2 separate regions of the Homo sapiens genome follow, and region 1 is linked to region 2. A link is an interaction called in ENCODE POLR2A ChIA-PET data of the cell type or tissue named here. Cell type or tissue: K562. All regions are shown on one strand. Links, peaks and the distances in the headings refer to the core of each region. The heading gives the core; the rest is flanking DNA.

What was found. ChIA-PET counts read pairs that join two places held together with the same protein. Peaks named below come from ENCODE experiments on the same cell type or tissue, not always from the same donor. Only the 100,000 strongest peaks of a DNase experiment are listed, where the experiment ranks them.
Region 1: POLR2A ChIA-PET joins it to region 2 with 5 read pairs; 3 of 35 experiments call an interaction of 5 or more read pairs at or near these places.

The regions. Positions count from the first base shown.
Region 1 is chr6:70,470,176-70,479,940 of GRCh38, reverse strand. FAM135A (family with sequence similarity 135 member A) reads right to left here. Exons shown (of 22, transcript NM_001162529.3): 6 at 4,392-4,531; 7 at 4,208-4,278; 8 at 2,609-2,782. Among named protein-coding and RNA genes, the nearest start is that of FAM135A-AS1, 61 kb to the right of the region's middle. In K562, for the core only: no CTCF peak of the experiment used is centred there; no DNase peak of the experiment used is centred there.
Region 2 is chr6:70,669,756-70,679,520 of GRCh38, reverse strand. All of the region lies in intron 1 of SMAP1 (small ArfGAP 1), which reads right to left. Among named protein-coding and RNA genes, the nearest start is that of SMAP1, 6.8 kb to the right of the region's middle. RefSeq lists an enhancer at 2,080-2,649. In K562, for the core only: no CTCF peak of the experiment used is centred there; a DNase peak (open chromatin) is centred at 5,730.

The DNA of each region.
Region 1 (9,765 bases), core at 2,524-6,523, 200 kb after region 2:
GTAAATTCCACTTCATACAATGTGTTTTTCAGAGTTGTCATAAAAGTTGTACTTAAAAAATTCAAATATAAGAAACAGTTCAAATAAAAAGCAAGCAAAGAAAGAAATCCTAAGCCACTTACTTTAAGTAACTGATATAACGTCTATAGATTGCATTGACCATAAAAATTGTTTTAAATAAAAATGAAAATTTAAAAGATAATGTTATAAATTAAAAATTTTTCAATGATTGGAGGATAAAAAAACCCACCAATAATAAAACTTCAGGAAAAACCTGTTGAAGAATATAGAGTAGGAAATGTTACCCTTAGACATGACCCCTTTATCAACACACCACCAGCAAAAAGCTTCCCCTTCCCCTTTCCTTGCTTTCCTTTTCCAACCTTTCATTTATAGGTAGAGAAAGGCTGGTAAAGATGCTGCTGCTTTTACAGCGAAGTTCTAGCAGCAACAGTGTTAGATATAAGGGCCCATGGCAGCTAGATAAAGAACAGCAACCTCAGCTGTTACAGGCATATTGTTTTCTTTTCTAGTCACTAACCAGAGCCAACAGTTAATCCTCCTGGCTTCTGATTCTGAGCCAAAAATTTCTTCTTCCAGTAAATGGTCTCTAGGAGATGAGCTGCCCCTTTCTCCTATTAGTCTGTGGCAAAAATTGCTGCGTTGCAAGAGGAAGCACGTATTTAACTCACTACGATGGTGATGTGAATATCTACTCTGTTTAATTAGGGCCTTAAAAACTAACATTAATAACCTGAGCTAACCTCCTATGAATTGTTTGTGCATTTTGCAGGAAAGAAACACAGCTAGTTTTATGAAGATAATCTTGGTAAATCTTAAAAAGAAATAGTTAAAACAATTTAATTAGGGGTTCTTCTTAAAACTACAAAAAGAAGAGATTTAGAAAACTAGAGTAATACATTTTATAAACAGATAAACATTTAGCATTAAAACCAAACACAAAATCATATAAAAGCAATACTGTATATTATTTAAAAGTTATATTTCAAAAAACACACTTTGTTAGAAAAGTTTCATTCACACATTCTATTTCAGAAAATCTTCCAAAAAAATTTTAAGTTTATAATAAAATTATGTATGTAATAAAAAAACACCTTCCTGCTTATAAAAGCTATAATAACTTAGCACGACCTCTCAAAGGCCTAGGAGGTAAGAAAAAGACAGCAAAACTACCAGTTACAGATCTTTCTATAGAATAAAGAAGGCAAAACAAGTCATCAGGAGAAATATATGTCTTCCTGGCCTGGTGCTCTAAAAGGAACTAGGTCAAGGTGATCTACATGTAAGAGATGAGAGAGCAACAGAATGAAAGATGTTTTCAATTAGTTTTTAAAACAATGTAAAGATATGCCATAGGAGGTTATTACCTGTGGTCAATATGTTAAATTGTGTTGGGCTTCCATAAATTCTGAGGGTAATTTTGCAAAATGATTTACTTAGTTTTCTGATAAATCAGTTTACCATCATATCCCTTAAGCATCATCCCAATATCATTTGTCAGAATCAGATGTACATCAGAAATTGTAGATAGTTTAGAAATCAAATAAAATTGGAGACTTTCATATAATTTACTGATTTGAAGCATCCATCTGCTGCCCATACTACAAGGATGATGTTGTAAAAACTGAAGACCTTGCATTGTATTTTTACTTTAATGAAAGAAATCTGTCTACCCATGGAAGTGAACAGAAAAAAATAATTATCTCAATGCATTTATTATGATCCAGAATATTATATACCTTTGAACTAATGGTACATGATATAGTTTTAAAAGGTTGAGTAAAAATTCATAAAATTGGTTAATGACTTGGAAAGCAAGTATCACTGTATGATGTACAGTTAAGAAGATAAAATTAGCCTATCTGGATAAGAGGCAAAGAAAAAATAAGAAAAAATTCACATACTTTTCCAGAGTAATTATAGTTTAACATTGCACAAAACATAGGTACAGAATAAACAATGTTGTGTGGTTATTTCCAGATGGTATTTTTTCTTTGTTAACTTATTTGGGATTGACAAAGATGGCTTCATATTTCTGTAATAAAAAAGTTATCAAGCCAATGTTTCCCATACTCTTGAATTTTATTATAAATTTTAAAAGTCATTATTTCAGTTATCTTTAGCAAAGTACACGTTTTCACTATAAAAATAAAAAAATGCTACATTAATAAGGCTCTCATGTTGAATTGTAATCCTCAATGTTGGAATGGGGCCTGGTGGGAGGTGATTAGATCAGGGGGACAGATTTCTCACGAATGGTTTAGTACCATTCCTCTTGATACTGTCCTCATGATAGTGAGTGAGTTCTCATGAGATCTAGTTATTTAAAAGTGTGTAGCAACTCCTCCTGACTCTTTTGCTCCTGCTCTGGCCATGTGAGATGCCTGCTCCCCCTTTGATTTCTGCCATGATTATAAGTTTCCTGAGGCCTCCCCAGAAGTTAAGCAGATGCCAGCATCATGCTTCCTGTACAGCCTGAAGAACCATGACCCAATTAAACCTCTTTTATTTATAAATTGACCAGTCTCAGGTATTTCTTTATTGCAGTGTAAGAATGGCTTAATACAAAAATATTAGTCAAATTTACCTTATTAGTGGCTGGTGTAGTGCAACCAATGATGCATGAACTGTAACAGACACAACAGAAAGGTGGAAGTAATCAAACATAACATTAACATGATGATGAAGGCCTCTATGGGGGCTAAAGTGCAGCTTCAATGTTCGGCTACTTATTAGTTGCAAGGCATTCAGATCATCTGCCCTGTAAAAAGGAACACTTAGCATGTAAGTATGAAACATTTAGTAAACGCCAATATATTATAAAGTAGTTGAAACTATAAAAACTATTTACTTAATTACTTTTTAAAAATTTCGAATAAGAGTAATTTTTAAAGCATCAAAGTTGCATTAGAAGCAATATGAAACATACCAATTGAGAAAATAATCAGATCCCACCTATTATTGTTTTCTATCAGTCCATGATATGAACTATTTTTTCACTAATATCCCTATAAAATGAATCCTTTTTGATACTTCAGGAATTAATCTCATCTTAAAATTTTACCCCATAGAGAATACTGTTTATTACAAGGCTGCAGTACAACATAGGTCAAATACTATTATAATAAATCCCAAAGGATATTTCAAATTACTTTTACTCTACAAAATTTTATTAAGTGCTACTCAAAAATAAGCAGGCCATTGCTTATTTTAAAAAGTAAAACATATCTTATTGTAGATATTTAGTATATCATTAGATTTATACACACTAAAAATGTGAAACAATGCCATGAAAATTATATCCAATTATACTTAAAAAAATTCCATCCATCCATTTTAACAATCTACAGGTAATGAACTACCTACTCATTTCAGCTTATTCCACTTAAATAATTCTGACTTGGTGAAAAAAAAAAGACTTTACAAAATTCTTTGTAATGAACAAGTATTACAGAGGAACAGTAGCTACCATATAGTGAAGAGGACATCTAAAGTAGGCCTTTCAGTAATGTGACTTTTTAGTTACTTATCCCACATGCAGTCTGAATTTATATATCATTTTTGAGAATTATTGCTAAAACTACATTTGAGATGGGGGAAAAAACCCTGCATAAATACAATTGTTAAGTGAATCTCTGATTCTTGTTTTAAATGAACACAAGCAAAATTTGTTCCTAAAACATATGACTGCATGTCCAGGTATGTGGGTAAGTTGGAGGTAGCCAATCCTAAAACTTCCTCAAGGGCTCTGGAAATTAATGAACTAGAACAACTGTCAAGTGCACATCGTCAGTCTTGATAACTCTCAGAATATCAACAAAGTCCTACCTAAAGAAAGCATAACTGATGCCATCAAGAAAGATTAGCCAGTGATACAGTGGAAAAGAGCTCATTTACATTTAAATGCCTCACGGTAGTGGTATTACATTAACAGTGCAATTTCTAGGAGCTAGGAAAAATTGTTCCATATTTCTTTAACTTGTCTGGTTTTGTTATCTGGAGCTCATGGATTCGGCATGGGCACAATAGAGCTGGCCTAATCATTCTCATGAAGTTTCCCCAGAAAACACAAGTAGTTCAAGACAAGATAGGGATAGGATGAATTTTAAGAGGAAAATGGGCAATCTAATAATAACAAATAACAGTCATAAGTGCCTAAAGGTTTTTTAATTGATTAGCTACTTACGAATAATCTCCATCTGTGAAGTGTAGATCCAAGGATAATAGAAAATTCATTTCCTCAAGGGTTTCTTCAATCTGAAAAGAAATTACACTATGAGATACTTTTTGAAATTTTATAGAAAGTTAGAAATAACATCTTGAGGCATTACAAAAAATATTTACATAAATAAATATGAAGAGATGTTTACCTTTCTTTCATCCAATAGCATTTTTACTTTGAAGATCATAACATCATTTAAAACAACCTCTTCATTTTTGTACAAAATTTGAAATGTTTTACTGCAAATTAGAGAATCATGAACTGAGGCTGGAAAGGCTAAAGTCATACCTAAAACAGATAAGATATGTAATTGACAGATAAAAGTAAAATATAACACAAGCAAATTAACACTTGTACTTTAAAATACTGTATGTTTGATTATATTACTATAGTGTCATTATCAATTTATACTGCAGTATTGGAACATTTCTGAAAGTTTACTTATTTCTATGATTAGAAAATAAATAAGTACATTATGAGCATTGTAAAATTACTGCATGACATCTTAATCTGAAAGGTAAATGAGGAAATATCGAAGCAGAAATTTTAGAGTGAACAACTGATCTGTATACCACATTTAGGAAAGCAATTTAGTTTTCCATAGCTGAATAGTAAAGAATTTGGTTGGCCTTTGTACTGGTTGCTAGGAGTTCAGCTCTAAACACTTGGAATAAAGAATTTGGCTGGCCTTTGTCTCCAGTTTCTGAGAAGTAGCCTCTAAATCCTTGGTGGCCCCTAGTTTATGCTAAAGAGATGACTCAGGATGGGGGCTGGCCACATCACTAAGACCAGCCATGTGATTAGAGAGTTGCGCTTTGAGCCTAGTGATATAACCTCAATATCCAGAGAGGGGAGAATAGCTAAAGACTGAGCGACATGGGCGATGATTCAGTCAGTCATGCTTACATAAGGAAACATCAATAAAAATTCTGAACATTGAAGTTTGAGTGAGCTTCCCTGGTTGGTAATACTCCGCATATCATCACATACTGGATGTTCGAGAGGAGGAAAGTTAATGCGTCCTTACTTAATGGGGAGAAAACAACGGAAGCTTCACATCTGGGACCCTCTCAGATCATCCCTATACAGATTCTGATTTGAATCCTTTTGCTGTAATAAAGCTGTAATAATAAGTACAGCACTATGCTGAGTTTGGTGAGTTGTTCTACTGAATTATCAAACATGAGGGAATAATGGGAACCCCCAGATTTGTAGCCAGCTCTTCACAGCTGTGGGTAGCTTGCAGACCACTAAACTCATGGCTGACGTGAGGGGAGTCTTGTGGAGGACTATGTCCTTACCATTTGAAGTTTGGTTTTTATCTCTGGGTCATTGATGTCACTCCAACAGCCTACCTGCTGTTATGATCTTATTACCCTGTGCTCCAGAAATAACAATTGAAACTAGAGAAAAAAAAGAAAAAGAAAAAGAAAAAGAAACTAGAGATCAAGGTGGGTTTGGAGCTCAAAATGGGATATAAGACTCCAACTGGAGTCATGAGGATGTCAACATAAGCTGGTGGATGTCAGTCAAAGGCAGGGAGCCTCTGCAGGCCAGGGAGCACAGGGTCCAAACGCCCATATGAAATCCACATGGGGTGGTGGCCTGATGTCAAAGCCTGTGTGGAGTGAGGAGGGCAGCCAAGAGTAAAGTGTCAGAACCTGAGCAGGATGAGGAGGCAATCTAAGTGCAGCGGTGACTTTGAGTAAGGTATTGGGAGCCCAAGCAGGATGAACAGGGCAACCACAAGGGAAGGCACCTCAGGCTGGGGGGTTGGAACACAAGTTAGATGGAGAGAGCGTCTTTACAGAGGAGCAGCCTGGTACAGGGTGTGTAGGAATCTGAAAGGGATAAAAAGACTTCATATGGGGGTGGGAGTCAAGAAGGCGGTGGGCAGCAGCAGCAGCTTGACACACTACTGGAATCCAAGTGAAGTGAGGAAAAGGAACTCCTGGCACAAGGCCTTACTGAGGTCAAGTGGGGTAAGGAGGAGGTCCACATAAGGGAGTGACCTTGCATAAGGTGAAGCCCAACTAGTTCAAGGAGACCATCTGTGTGGGAGAAGAAGCAGTGACAGGAGATTGGCACATATAAGGGACTGATCAAATAAGGAAATATATTAAAGGATAAGGGGAGCCAGTTTCCTTACCTATCAGGGAAAGGATGTACACATATGGAAAGGAGACACAAATACAGAATGAATCCCATGGTACTGGATTGAAACTGAGAGTACTGATATGAACTTATGGTTTTCATCAGATATTTAGATAAAGACATGTAAATTTGCATATGTATGTGTAAGTGTATGGTGTATATAATGTACTTACTATCTTTGTCCACTCAAATGGCCTGGGAGTAGCACAACCACAAATGTTAGTCTTTAGTACTATCCTCCACTAAAAGGATCCACAGCTTTGTAGAAATGGTTGGTTCCAAAGCTGGCGCACAGACAAATCTGGACCATCTTTTTTATACCAGAAAGTAAGGAAGTGATTAGAGAATGTGGGGACACAACAAAAGGGCATAGAAGCTAGCTGGAAGAGAATGCCCCGGCCATATCTGGGACAAAGTGAACATCAAAATAAATTATGACAGTAATAGATTAACATCCATTGAGTAAACAGAAATCTGTAAGTCCATACTGATATAAATAAATAAGTGAATGAAAAAATCTGAAGTTTAAGAAACAAGAGACATTAATTGCAAAGTGAAAAAGAGTAATGTTACAGCGGAGAAGCTGGGAAGAGAGCACCTTAATTAAGAGATCCAAGTTAACATTATTAGGAATTGGACAAATAGAAACCACGTATCACCTAATAGGATGTAACAAGAAGAACAAGCATCACTTCTGAGATATTCCTGTCAAAAACACATAAAATGAATCTAATCATGACGAAATTGTAAACCCATGCAAACTGAAGAACACTCTAAAAAATAACAGGTTTGTAGTCTCCACAAAAGTGTCAGGGTGATCAAAGTCAAGAAGAGACTGAGGAACTGTTCTAGGATGAAGGAGACTAAAGAGACATAACAATTAATTACAATATATGATTTGGAACTGGATCATTTTGCTATAAAGGACTTTACTGGAACAACCAGCAAAACCTGAATGGGGCTATGGATAAGACGACAGTAACGTGTCAGTGTTAGCTTCTTGATTTTGATGGATGTATTGGGGTTATGCAGGAGAATATTCTTTAGAAAAAAATAATGCACTAAAATATTTGGGATGATGGAGCAATCATATTGGCAAATTACTCTTACATGGTTCAGGAAAAAAAGTTCTTTATAATGTACTTGCAACTTTTCTTTAAGTTTGAGATGCTTCGGGAAACATATACTTAAAGGGAAACCAAGCAGACCAGAAACTCAACTTCTGAGTATGTTGAAGAGCTGAGAAGGGAAAGAAATTCTCCTCAATGAAAGTAAATTTTGTTGAGAGCACCCAGGTAACGTGAGGTGAGAATCCACTGCCTGAAGAAACAAAGGTTTCTCTATTGCTCTTCCCTGAAGATGCTGCATCTCTCTCAATACTTCCATATAACTTCTACCACTGGGTCTGGAGCTTCTTTGTTGCTTACTGATGCTTTGAGACACTCTTTGTCTCTCCTCCCTAAAACCACTTATACCACTGGCTTTGAATCTCCTGTGATCAGACAGCACAGTACCACTCACTATCCTGCTCATTTTTGTACTCTATAAACCCTGGGAAGCCTTCATTTCTTGAAGGCTTTATTTCCTAATTTAAGATCACTTTTTCAAAAACTAGTCTAGCCATAACTGTTGGTGAACTCAATAGCTATGTAGGTAAACCTAATCTTTGATCTCCTGGGTTCCTTTTCTCCTCTTTTTAAGCGTTCTTGCTCTCTAACCCTCCTCAGCTCCTCACTCCTGTGATCATTCTCCAGACTTTTATATTACCAATGACTGCAATCCATCTGTAATTTGAATTTCTTTTTTTAAATTTGCAACTTTTAAGTTCAAGGGTACATGTGCAGGATGTGCAGGTTTGTTACACTGGCAAATGTGTGCATGGTGGTTTGCTGCACAGATCATCCCATCCCACAGTTATCAGGCCCAGCATCCACTAGGTATTCTTCCTGATTGATCCTCTCCCTCCTCCCACCCCCTATCCTCCAACAGGCCCCAGGGTGTGTCATTCCCCCGGATGTATTCATGTGTTCTCATTATTTAGCTCCCACTCATAAGTGAGAACATGTGTAATGTTTGTTGTAATGTGAATTTCAATCAACCTCTCCTCCCATACTTCCACCTGTCTTTCTGGTTCATACCCTCTAAGACCACAAATTCAATAATCCTTTGACCACATTTAGGAGTAGATTCCATGAACCCTACTCCTTTTCATTATCCCCTTACTTTCTCTTAATTCCTTTTTTCCTTACCCATCTTAAATCCTATGATCCATCATTATAATACACTCTTGCATATAATCTATTAAGGATATATGTTACCCTTGCTTTGTCATATTGACCTGGATAAATCCCAACTCCAGCTCTCTGCCCAATCCACACTTGTACCCACAAACTGAATGTGCCTGGAGAAAAACAAACAGCTATCTTGACTGGCTATACTTTAAATTCATGACCGTTAATTTCAAGTGGGTCTTTAGTGCTGCCTAGCAATCATACCGTATTTTCCAAATCCATTTTATCCCCATATTCTTAGATGACTATTTCATAAATTATTTTCTCTCCTCAAACCTAGCCTTCAGTCTCACTGATAAATTTGTTTCTTATTTCATGAGAAAATAAAAATAATCAGAAGTTCTATAAGCTCTACTATAGGATCTACCTGCAGATGCACCTAGACAAACTCCCTATTTCTCTGCTCCCTTTTCAGGCAAAACTCAAAAGTCTTTGCTATTTAGTGTGTTTGATTCATCTCCCATTCTCTCTTCAGCTCACTGTGTGATAGCCAGCCTCTAAAATGGCCTCCAATGATTCTCTTCCTGGTATTCACACTATTGCACAATCTCCTAGAAAGGACCAGGGTTGATCTATGTGATAGAAGTGATAGTAGGGACTGGGTGCAGTGGCTCACGCCTGTAATTCCAACACTTTGGGAGGCTGAGGCGGGCAGATCACTTGAGGTCAGGAGTTTGAAACCAGCCTGGCCAACATGGCGAAATCCTGTCTCTAGTAAAAATACAAAAATTAGGTGGGTGTGGTGGCGGCCACCTGTAATCCCAGCTACTTAGGAGGCTGAGGCAGGAGAACTGCTTGAACCTGGGAGGCGGAGGTTGCAGAGTGAGCCGAGATTGTGCCACTGCACTCCAGCTTGGGCAACAGGGTGAAACTCCATCTCCAAAAAAAAAGAAGTAATAGTAGGATTTGTGTGAATACAGCAGAAGTAAATGACTATAACCTAATGAGAGATCCTGAGTCAGAGGCATGCAGCTAAATTTCTGACACACAGAAACTGTGAGATAATGTTTGCTGTTTTAAACTAAGTTGTGGGATAAATTTTTACACAGCAATAATTCATACTCCAATCAGACTTTA
Region 2 (9,765 bases), core at 3,708-7,707:
TTATTCATTCTAATAGCTTTTCTATAAATTTCTTGGGATTTCCTACATAAATGATCCCATTGCAAAGAGATTGTTAAATGACTCTTGCATGCATGTATTTTTAAATAGGTCCTGTGAGAAAGGCTAATTTAAGTAGTACTTCATCATCCCATACCATCTTAAATACACCCAACTCTGTACCACTTATAAAAATCTAGATTCTGGCCAGGCGCGGTGGCTCAAGCCTGTAATCCCAGCACTTTGGGAGGCCAAGGCAGGCGAATCACTCGAGGTCAGGGGTTTGAGACCAGCCTGGCCAACATAGCAAAACTCCGTCTCTACCAAAAATACAAAAATTAGGCGGGTGTGGTGGCACACACCTGTAAGCTACTCCAGAGGCTGAGACAGGAGAATCGCTTGAACCGGGGAGGCAGAGGATGCAGTGAGCCGAGATCATGCCAATGCACTCCAGCTTGGGCGACAGAGTAAGACTCCATCTCAAAAAAACAAAAAAAAAAAAACAAAAAATCTAGATTCCATATATAATTTTTATCACAAATCCACTTTGTTAGGCAGAATAATGGCCCCCAAAGAAGTCCTGTTCTATCCTTGGAATCTCTGTGAATAACTTAAGGACACTGAGATGGCAGTATTGTCCTGTATTACCCAGATAAAGCCAAAAGGTCATAAACATGCCAGAGAAGATGTAATGATGGAAGTGGAGGGCAAGGAGGAGCAGAATCAAGGATGACACACTGCTAGTTTCAAAGATGGAGGAAGGAGCCATGAGCCAAGGAATGCAGGTGGCCTCTCCAAGCTGGAAAAGAAAACAGATTCTCCCCTAGAACCTCCAAAAGGAATGCAAGCCTGCTAACACCTTGCCTTTAGCTCAATAAGACTCTTTTTGGACTCTGACCTGCAAACCTGCTAAAATGATAAATTGGTATTGTTTTAAGCCATTCAGTTTGTAGGATTTTTTAATAGCAGCAACAGGAAATTAATATACTGGTGATGATCATTTCACTTAAACATTCTTCTGTTAATTTTTTTGTCACTGTGCACCATCATCACCCTACACCAAAAGCAACTTCCAAGAGTAGAAATGCATGAACTAAATAACGCCCTAGGCTAAACATAATTTTTATGAATTTTTCCTATAATGGAAGATAAAGCTATCCCAAATATTATTTCCCACAGAATTCCCCTTATTTTCTTAAGTTTAGGCTTGAGCTCATCACTGCTCAATGAAAGGCACGCTTTATAAAAGATCAATAAGAGACATCTGAAGGTCTACCATCAATCACTTGGATCTCTAGTCAAATGGAGACCAAAAATTGCTGGGGTATAGGGGCCACAGAGAATGGAAGATTATTAGAATTACTTTTAATTCTCTTTCCTTCGGACCCTCAAGGTCCTCACATTTATCACTCAAAATATATGTAAACATCAAATTAGCATGTTTCCAAGAGCACTTTATCTAAGCTCTGTTTTAAGTGAAATAATTTTAAAAATCACTTCTATATGATACTGTAACTAAATGCCACTCCAAGTTAAACACAGTTCTACCTAACATCTGAGTAACTAAATGCCACTCCAAGTTAAACACAGTTCTACCTAACATCTGAGGTAGAAATACTGACATTAATAGTAAGAAAGCATTACAGTGAAACAATTTTAAACAAAAGGACTCCTCAACCTGTGGGGAAGAGTTGTATGAGTTGTGTGATATAGCTTGGGATAATTAAAGATAATACTAGGTAAATTTGCTCAGCAAGACCTAAATCATCAGTGAAAAGCTTTAAATAAAAACTATAAAAGTTTGATGACAATCCATATCTCAATAGGACTCAAAAAATAAACTCTCAATAATATAATTTTTTAATAATAATAGTAAACACTGACATAGAAGTCACAAGGTATGCGGCGAAACCCCGTCTCTACTAAAAATACAAAAAATTAGCTGGGCGCGGTGGCGGGCGCCTGTAGTACCAGCTCCTCGGGAGGCTGAGGCAGAAGAATGGCATCAACCCGGCAGGCAGAGTTTGCAATGAGCCGAGATCGAGCCACTGGCACTCCACCTCAAAAAAAAAAAAAAAAAAAAAAAAAAAAGAAGTGACAAGGTATGGGATTCAAGAAAGAACACAGACCATACAAGGTTGAAATAAATCTTTGCAATAAGGATTAAAGAGAACAAGGACAACTGGTCACTAAGCAAGTCAGAGGCAAAGCTTGGACTGAATCCTAGCTTTGCTCAACCAAGCTAGTGTTCTTTCAATTCTATCATGCTGTTTCTATGGTTTAAAAAGCCCAGGTAGATGACCAGTATCTGACCTAAGGATATAGCAAAAAAAAAAAAAAAAATTATATATATATATGAAGACAAAACAAAAAACAAAGAAAAACACTAAAGCACTTATCTGTGGACTCAGTAAGTTTCTAAAATAAAGTTTACGCAAGGTGAGGTGGCTCACACCTCTAATCCTAGCACTTCAGGAGGCCTAGGCAAGAGGATTGCTTGAGGCCATGAGTTTGAAAGCCCAAACAACATAGCAAGGCCCCTCCCCACCACACCCAACAAAAAAATTTTTTTTAAATTAGCCATACATGGTGACAAGCCTGTAGTCCCAGCTACTTGGGAGGCTGTGGCAGGTGGATCACTTGAGCCCAGAAGTTAGAGGCCGCAATGGGCTATGATCACGCCACTGCACCCCAGCCTGGGCAACAGCATGAGACCCTGTCTCTATAACAAGGAAAAAATAAATAAATAAAATAAACTTTAGTGATGAGACAAAAATTCCAATTTGTTTAAACTGGTATTTTGAAGTTATGGTGGTTCTGCTATTAAATGCAAGGAGGGAAACTAAAATGAAGATATTGTCCACATTTGAACACATTTGGCAATAATCTGAGAAAAACCTTAAGTTAGCCGAAGGTGACAGTCTTCCCAACAACAATCTCTTACATCACAAATTTCTACAACAAAAACAGGTGTTTTATCTATCATACCATCAAACATAGTTAACAGCACAGACTATATCTCCCGGGCTCAAATCCTGACTCTACAGTTCAGATTCCCACCCCTATCTCATCTCAATAAAATCACAATTTCCCCAGGTTATAAAAGCCTCTAATGTTCATCCTTGCTCCTCCAGACTGTACCCTTATTAGCAGGCTAGGTTATAGAGCCAGCACAGATATACTGAGGCTCCAACATGTCCTGTATAATATACTGGAAGAAAATATATATTACCAATTATGCTTTGAGTTCCCCAAGACCACCCTCATGTTCAGTAATTTGCTAAGAAGATTCAAAAGATTCAATATACAGTTGTACTCATCGTTATGATTTATTATAGCAAAAAGATACTAAGCACAATCAGCAAAGGAGAAAGGCACAAAAAGTCCAGGGGAAATTAGGAGCAAGCGTCCGGGTGCTCCCTTCCAGTTGAGTTGCAATGAACACACTTAATTCTCCCAGCAGTGAGCTGTGACCACACATGTAAAATGATGCCAACCAGGGATGCTCATCAGAGACTCAGTGCCAAAGGTTATTAGGGAGACTGGTCATGTAGGTAACCCTGGCTGGCACATATGCCAATTCCAGAATCCCAGAAGAAAAGCAGATATTCAACATAAACCATATTTATTATACAAACAACTTAGGCACAATGACAGACTCATCACTTAGGGTGGTGGGACCATCCCCAAGATTCCCCTCAGATGTCAGCCAACCACCGCAAGGCCTGCTTTGTTAACTCTTTTCTCCACACCAATGACTAACAGATCCTTTTGAGCATGAACCTTATCTACCTATCCCCTGCTAATCCCCAGGTCCTAAGAAAGTGCCAGTCACTCCCCTCCAAGTTGTTTTTTTCTTTTTTTTTTTTTTTTGAGATGGAGTCTCGCTCTGTTGCCCAGGCTATAGTGCAATGGCACGATCTTGGCTCACTGTAAGCTCCGCATTCCGGTTTCAAGTGATTCTCCTGTCTCAGCCTCCCCAGTAGCTGGGATTACAGGAGTGCACCACCACACCCAACTAATTTTTGTATTTTTAATAGAGATGGGGTTTCACTATGTTGGGCAGGCTGGTCTCAAACGCCTGACCTCAGGTGATCCACCCACCTCGGCCTCCCAACATGCTGGGATTACAGGTGTACACCACTGCTCCAGGCCTCCTAAAATTTTTTTAATGAAAAAATTTCTGGCTCCACTACTTTAAGTTCTGTGTACCTGGGTAATAATATTACCTACCTCAAAGGTTGTTTTGAAGATTATATGAGTTAGTATATGTAAAGTGTGAAGTACATCATCTCTGGTAAAAAAAAAAAAAAAAAAAAAAAAAACACTATATAATTTGTGAGTATATATGTAATGTTATTATTTGCTTTTTTTTTTTTTTTAACATTCTCCAGGTCACAATGGAGCTACCCTATCTCTAAACTTCTAATGAATCTACCAATGTAAACATAGATTAGAAGTTAACTGGTAATTGTTTCATGTCTACTGAGATCTCTAACTAGCTTGTAGACAACTATATCCAAAACTTTTTGTTTTTGTTTTTTTGAGATGGAGTCCCACTCTGTCGCCCAGGCTGGATGGAGTGCAGTGGCGCCATCTCGGCTCACTGCAACCTCCGCCTCCAGGGTTCAAGCAATTCTCCTGCCTCAGTCTCCCGAGTAGCTGGGACTACAGGCATGTGCCACTGCACCTGGCTAATTTTAGTATTTTTAGTGGAGACAGGGTTTTGCCATGTTGGCCAGGGGTGGCCTCAAACTCCTGGCCTCAGATGATCCACCTGCCTCAGCCTCCCAAAGTGCTGAAATTACAGGCATGAACCACTGCACCCGGCATCCAAAACTTTTTTAACACACACAGTAGTATCTAACGTAGTACTTAATCTTTTTAGTGCCCAGAAAATATTGATTTATCAACAAAATTAAATGTCTGTTAAATCAACTCTTTACAGTGGTAAGAATGTAAGGCGGTCAACTCTTCTGATAATAACTACAAAATGGCCTCCAAGTTTCTTTGATCTTCTTTCATTGAGAAAATTGAGAAACTGAACTAAAATGGCTTAATTCTAATCCGTGAAAAGACGATTAGTAGAAGCGTTTGAAATAAGCAAAAGGGGCTGGGTGTGGTGGCTCACACCTGTAATCACAGCACTTTGGGAGACTGAGGGAGGCAGATCACTCGAACCCAGGAGTTCAAGACTAGCCTGGGCAACATGACGAAACGTGGTCTCTACAAAAAATACAAAAATTAGGTAGGCATGGTCGCACACATCTGTAGCCCCAGCTACTTGAGAGGCTGAGGTGGGAGGATTGCTTGAACCAAGGAGGGAGAGGTTGCAGAGAGCCTACATCGCACTCCAGCCCAGCGACAGAGTGAGACCCTGTACCAAAAAGAAAAAAAAAGAAAAAAAAAATGCCAAAGCACTTTTTTGAGTTTATAAAGTATATCGTTTTAAACATTCTACTTTGCCTTAAAGAGAGCATGGATTCAAGTCTGTTATAGGTTAATAAAGGTGGAGAAAGATATATATATATATCTTGTACAGCAACAATTTAGGAGATGTAAGCCTCCTTAATTAATGAAGTCAAGTACTGAAAGTTTTATCTTAAACAAACAAACAAACAAACAAAAAAGACAAAGAAGAACTGTGAAGAACAAAAGGAGGGGAGACAACATGCAGCCCAAGTTTTAAACTGATGAGTCAGAGACCAATGATTTCCATCTCAGCTCTGATACCAGGGCTCTGCCCAATCAGGAAAAACCTCGAGATCAGCAGAATTACAAGAACAACAGACCCATCAGACTGAAGTTTCACATTTTGAGGAAACTTTTAGATTGGCAAATTTCTTTAGGTGAATTATAATCAGACTTTCACTTATATAAATTTGTCCTATAAGCATCAACATCATAATAAACACCAGTTCCCCAAGGTGAACTTTACTTTTTAGTAAATATTACTACACTTTAAAAGTAACAACTCTAAAATATCAAAGACTTAATGAAAAACATGAACTCTTGGATTGGCTCTTGCAATCAAATGGGCTCTACACGTTTCTACTTTTTGAAAAAGTTAGAAAGCTAAAAGACTCCCTTGAAGGCAAGGTATTGGACATAATTAGGATCTGCCAATTATCTGCACATGGAAAGCACAAGTGGGACAGAGGCCACATTCCTACAGAAAGGGCAACTAACAAAAAACGTCTACAGACACTAAGTGGTTGCAGCTCCATAGGCCTTATGCCCCCATCAGCATACCAGTCTCCTGGGTGAGAAGCAGTTATGACAGTGGGGCAGCGGTAGCAGTGGTGGTATGTGTGGCCTTGAAAGCAGTTCAGCAGTGGCTCCCTGACTTTCCCTCCTCCAGCCCTTCCAATGACTTGGTAAGTACCTGATTCCTGAAAATAGCTACAGTGGATCTCTTTCCTGCTCTATACCCTGACTTATATATTGACATTGTGTGAATTTAGGTCCTCTTGCCCTCTTCTTGGACCACTGTTCAACATCTCCTAACTCAGGATTTGCCTGCAATCCTCACTATCCCAGTTCTTCCTCTGACCTGAGACTACCAAAACTGATCATGCTTAAAGAAAGCTTATCTAGTAAGGGCCGTATGGAAACTTCTTCTGTTCTTTCATACTGGTACATGTGTGTGTGCAGCTGTGTCCTTTAATTCCTTCTCTATCTGATGAAATCCCACTCCACCTTCAGAACCTAGCTCAAATGAAGACTCCTTCTGTGACTGGTCCCAACAGGGTCACTCCACATGCCACTCCCTTTCACAGGTGCACTCCCTTTCACACACCCTGCTGCCTGCCAGGGGCTCTGTGCTCATTCATTCACACATTCATTCATTCAAAAAATATTTGCTAAGTTACATTTGCCTACCACATGTCCTGAAAACTGGGGATACTACCCTAACCAAGATAAACAAGGTCTCCTCTCTTACAGCTATAATCCAGCAGGGATACAGTGTACCCCATAATTACCTAAATAATGTTTAATTACAATTGTGATAAGTGCAATAAAAGATTCAGGGTGTTGTCTTTTATGTATAAACGGAAGCCTAACCTAATCTCAGAGGATCAAGGAGAATTATTTCCCTTGAAAAGACATTTAAGCAGGAATTGAAAGATGAGCAAAAGCTGAGCAGGCAAAAACTTGTTAGAAAGCTTCCCAGGCAGAAGAACAGCACGTGCAAAGGTCTTGAAACAGCATTCTAGGAACTGTAAAGACCACCAATGGGCAAAAGTCAAGGTGCAAGGGGAACAACAGCCCAAAATAAGTATAGAGGTAGTTATTTCTTAAAACCATTATTACAAGCACTTAGCACATCGTTTTAGAATCATTTATTTGCAAAAACACAACCCACACTAAACAAACTCCTTTAGGTCTTACAAATTTTTTTAGCTCTCTTACCTAATACAATATCTAACAGTGTGTCTTCAAGTCAAGATCTGCGGAACAAAGAAACGAGTGTTTGATCTCAGCAATGAGCTTACCCTCTCAATATCAGACAGGCTAAACAAAACAATCTCTAGAGTTAAAAAACCTTATGTTTCTGACTACCCAAAATTGAATGGGCAAGAGACTCACTTTCATACCAATTTAAACATGCTCAAAATCAAACCTAGCAAAAGATGGAAACAGACCAAATGTTCATCAATAGACGGATAAATTGTGGTCTATCCATACAATGGAATATTATTCAGCCATAAAAGGAGTGAGGTACCGACACATGCTACAAAATGAATGAACTTTGAAAACATATGAAGTCAAAGTCAGAAACAAAAGTTCATATGTTGTATTATATTAAATATCCAGAACAGCCAAACCTACAGAGATAGAACATGCAATAGTGTCTGCCAAGGGCTGGGGAGAGGGGATAGTGGGAAGAAACCGCTCAATGTGAATTTTATCTATATGTTTTGTTTTTGTTTTTGTTTTTCCCTGAGACGGAGTCTTGTTCTGTCACCCAGGCTGGAGTACAGTGGCGCGATCTCGGCTCACTGCAACCTCCGCCTCTCCGCCTCCCAGGTTCAAGCAATTCTCTTGCCTCCGCCTCCCACGTAGGGATTACAGGTGCCTGCCACCATGCCTGGCTAATGGTTTTTGTATTTTTAGTGGAGACGGGGTTTCACTATGTTGGCCAGGCTGGTCTTGAATGCACTTTTAAAATCTCAGAAATATACATTAACAAGCATGGGACATGTCAATGTGGTACCTGCCAAGCCCAGCGATGTTTTCTAGGAGCCCTACTCAGCCAAGTTCAGGCTACTCCTGATGTCCAACACAAGATGCCCTATTCAGAGCATGTGAAAGAATAGAGAAGTGAAAAAAAAAAACAAAAATCAAAGCTAGAATTACCTGTAGATAACACTTTAAATACTGAAAACTAAACTTGAAGCTGGCAAGGCATTCCCAGTCCTCACTGCTCCCTAAAGTGCCACCAACTAATAACCAACAAGAGCTGCTTTAAACTCCCACTGAGTCATGAATGCAGCTAGGAGAGAGGAGGAGTAGTTCCATCTGCCTGTTCTTAAATTCTCCAGTTGTTCAACAGATTTGGTAAGAGCAGGATCAAGAGCAGGAAACTGGCGCCTATGCCATCCTTTTCTCCTTCGTTGCTTCCTAAATACTGTCAATCCAGGAAACACAGCTGGTGATTCAGTAAGAAAATGTCAAAACCCAATTGACATACCTCTACCAACTATGATAAGGCAAGATAATACAGGCACCTCAAATCCTAAGCTTTAGTTTTGGTACATATTCTCAAAGATCAGTGGAAGAAGCTTCTTTGAAAGAAAGAAAATTGAGTTAACTAGGAAATAACTTTGAAATACAGTACATGAAAAGTTTGATGCAATTTACTAGACAGTGAAGAAAACATCAATACATACACAGAATGAAACTTCTTAGTAACTGAGCTGTAGAGTAAGACCTTTAACATATCTTTTAAAAGTACTATATTTATTATGTCATCCTAGCATATAGATCCAAAATCATGTAACAAGCCAAGAATTCTACTAAAAAAGCCTCCATAATGTACTTCAACCTTACCAAATACTCAAAAACTGTGAAAATATATTTACATCAATTGCTCTATCATGTCGAATTTTTCAATTATTACAACCATGAAATCAAGTCTAATTAAATCAATAAGTGGCCTTACCTGTGATTTTTTGCCTGAAAGATCAAGATAAAACAATGAAATTATTTACAAGATCATTTTAATATTCTTCTAGATTTAGTAGCAACAAGAAAAAAATAATCCTTGTAAATTATACTGTGGAGTTCATGCCCTTCAAGCTGCACCCTTGTACTCTTGATACCATTCTCTTCTCTCCCACTTCCTTCACTTCTCAAAACAAGTAAACCAACAAAAGGCCAGACAAAACCAAAATACAAAAGACATTCATTCAATATATATCTACTGATTTCCGTGGCAATACAAACACTGAGCAAAACGAATACTTCCTATTCTTCAGGTCCAAAGAAGTAAAACTTTTGATCCTAATTTAAGAAGTACATGATTCTCTTCTCCCCACCTCAAAAGAGTAAATAAAAAAAAAAAAAGTTAACATGGTTAATAATGGCTTTTAAAAATCTGTATTATTTTAGAAAGCATTAGTGAAAATCTGATTTTATAAAGTACTTTTTTGGAGACAGAAATTTGAACAAAAATTAAATTATTTTTAATAAAGTCTGTAGATGAAGGAAGGTTAATTCTGAAACTGTTACTATTCGACTTTTAATGAACAGATTTAATATTTA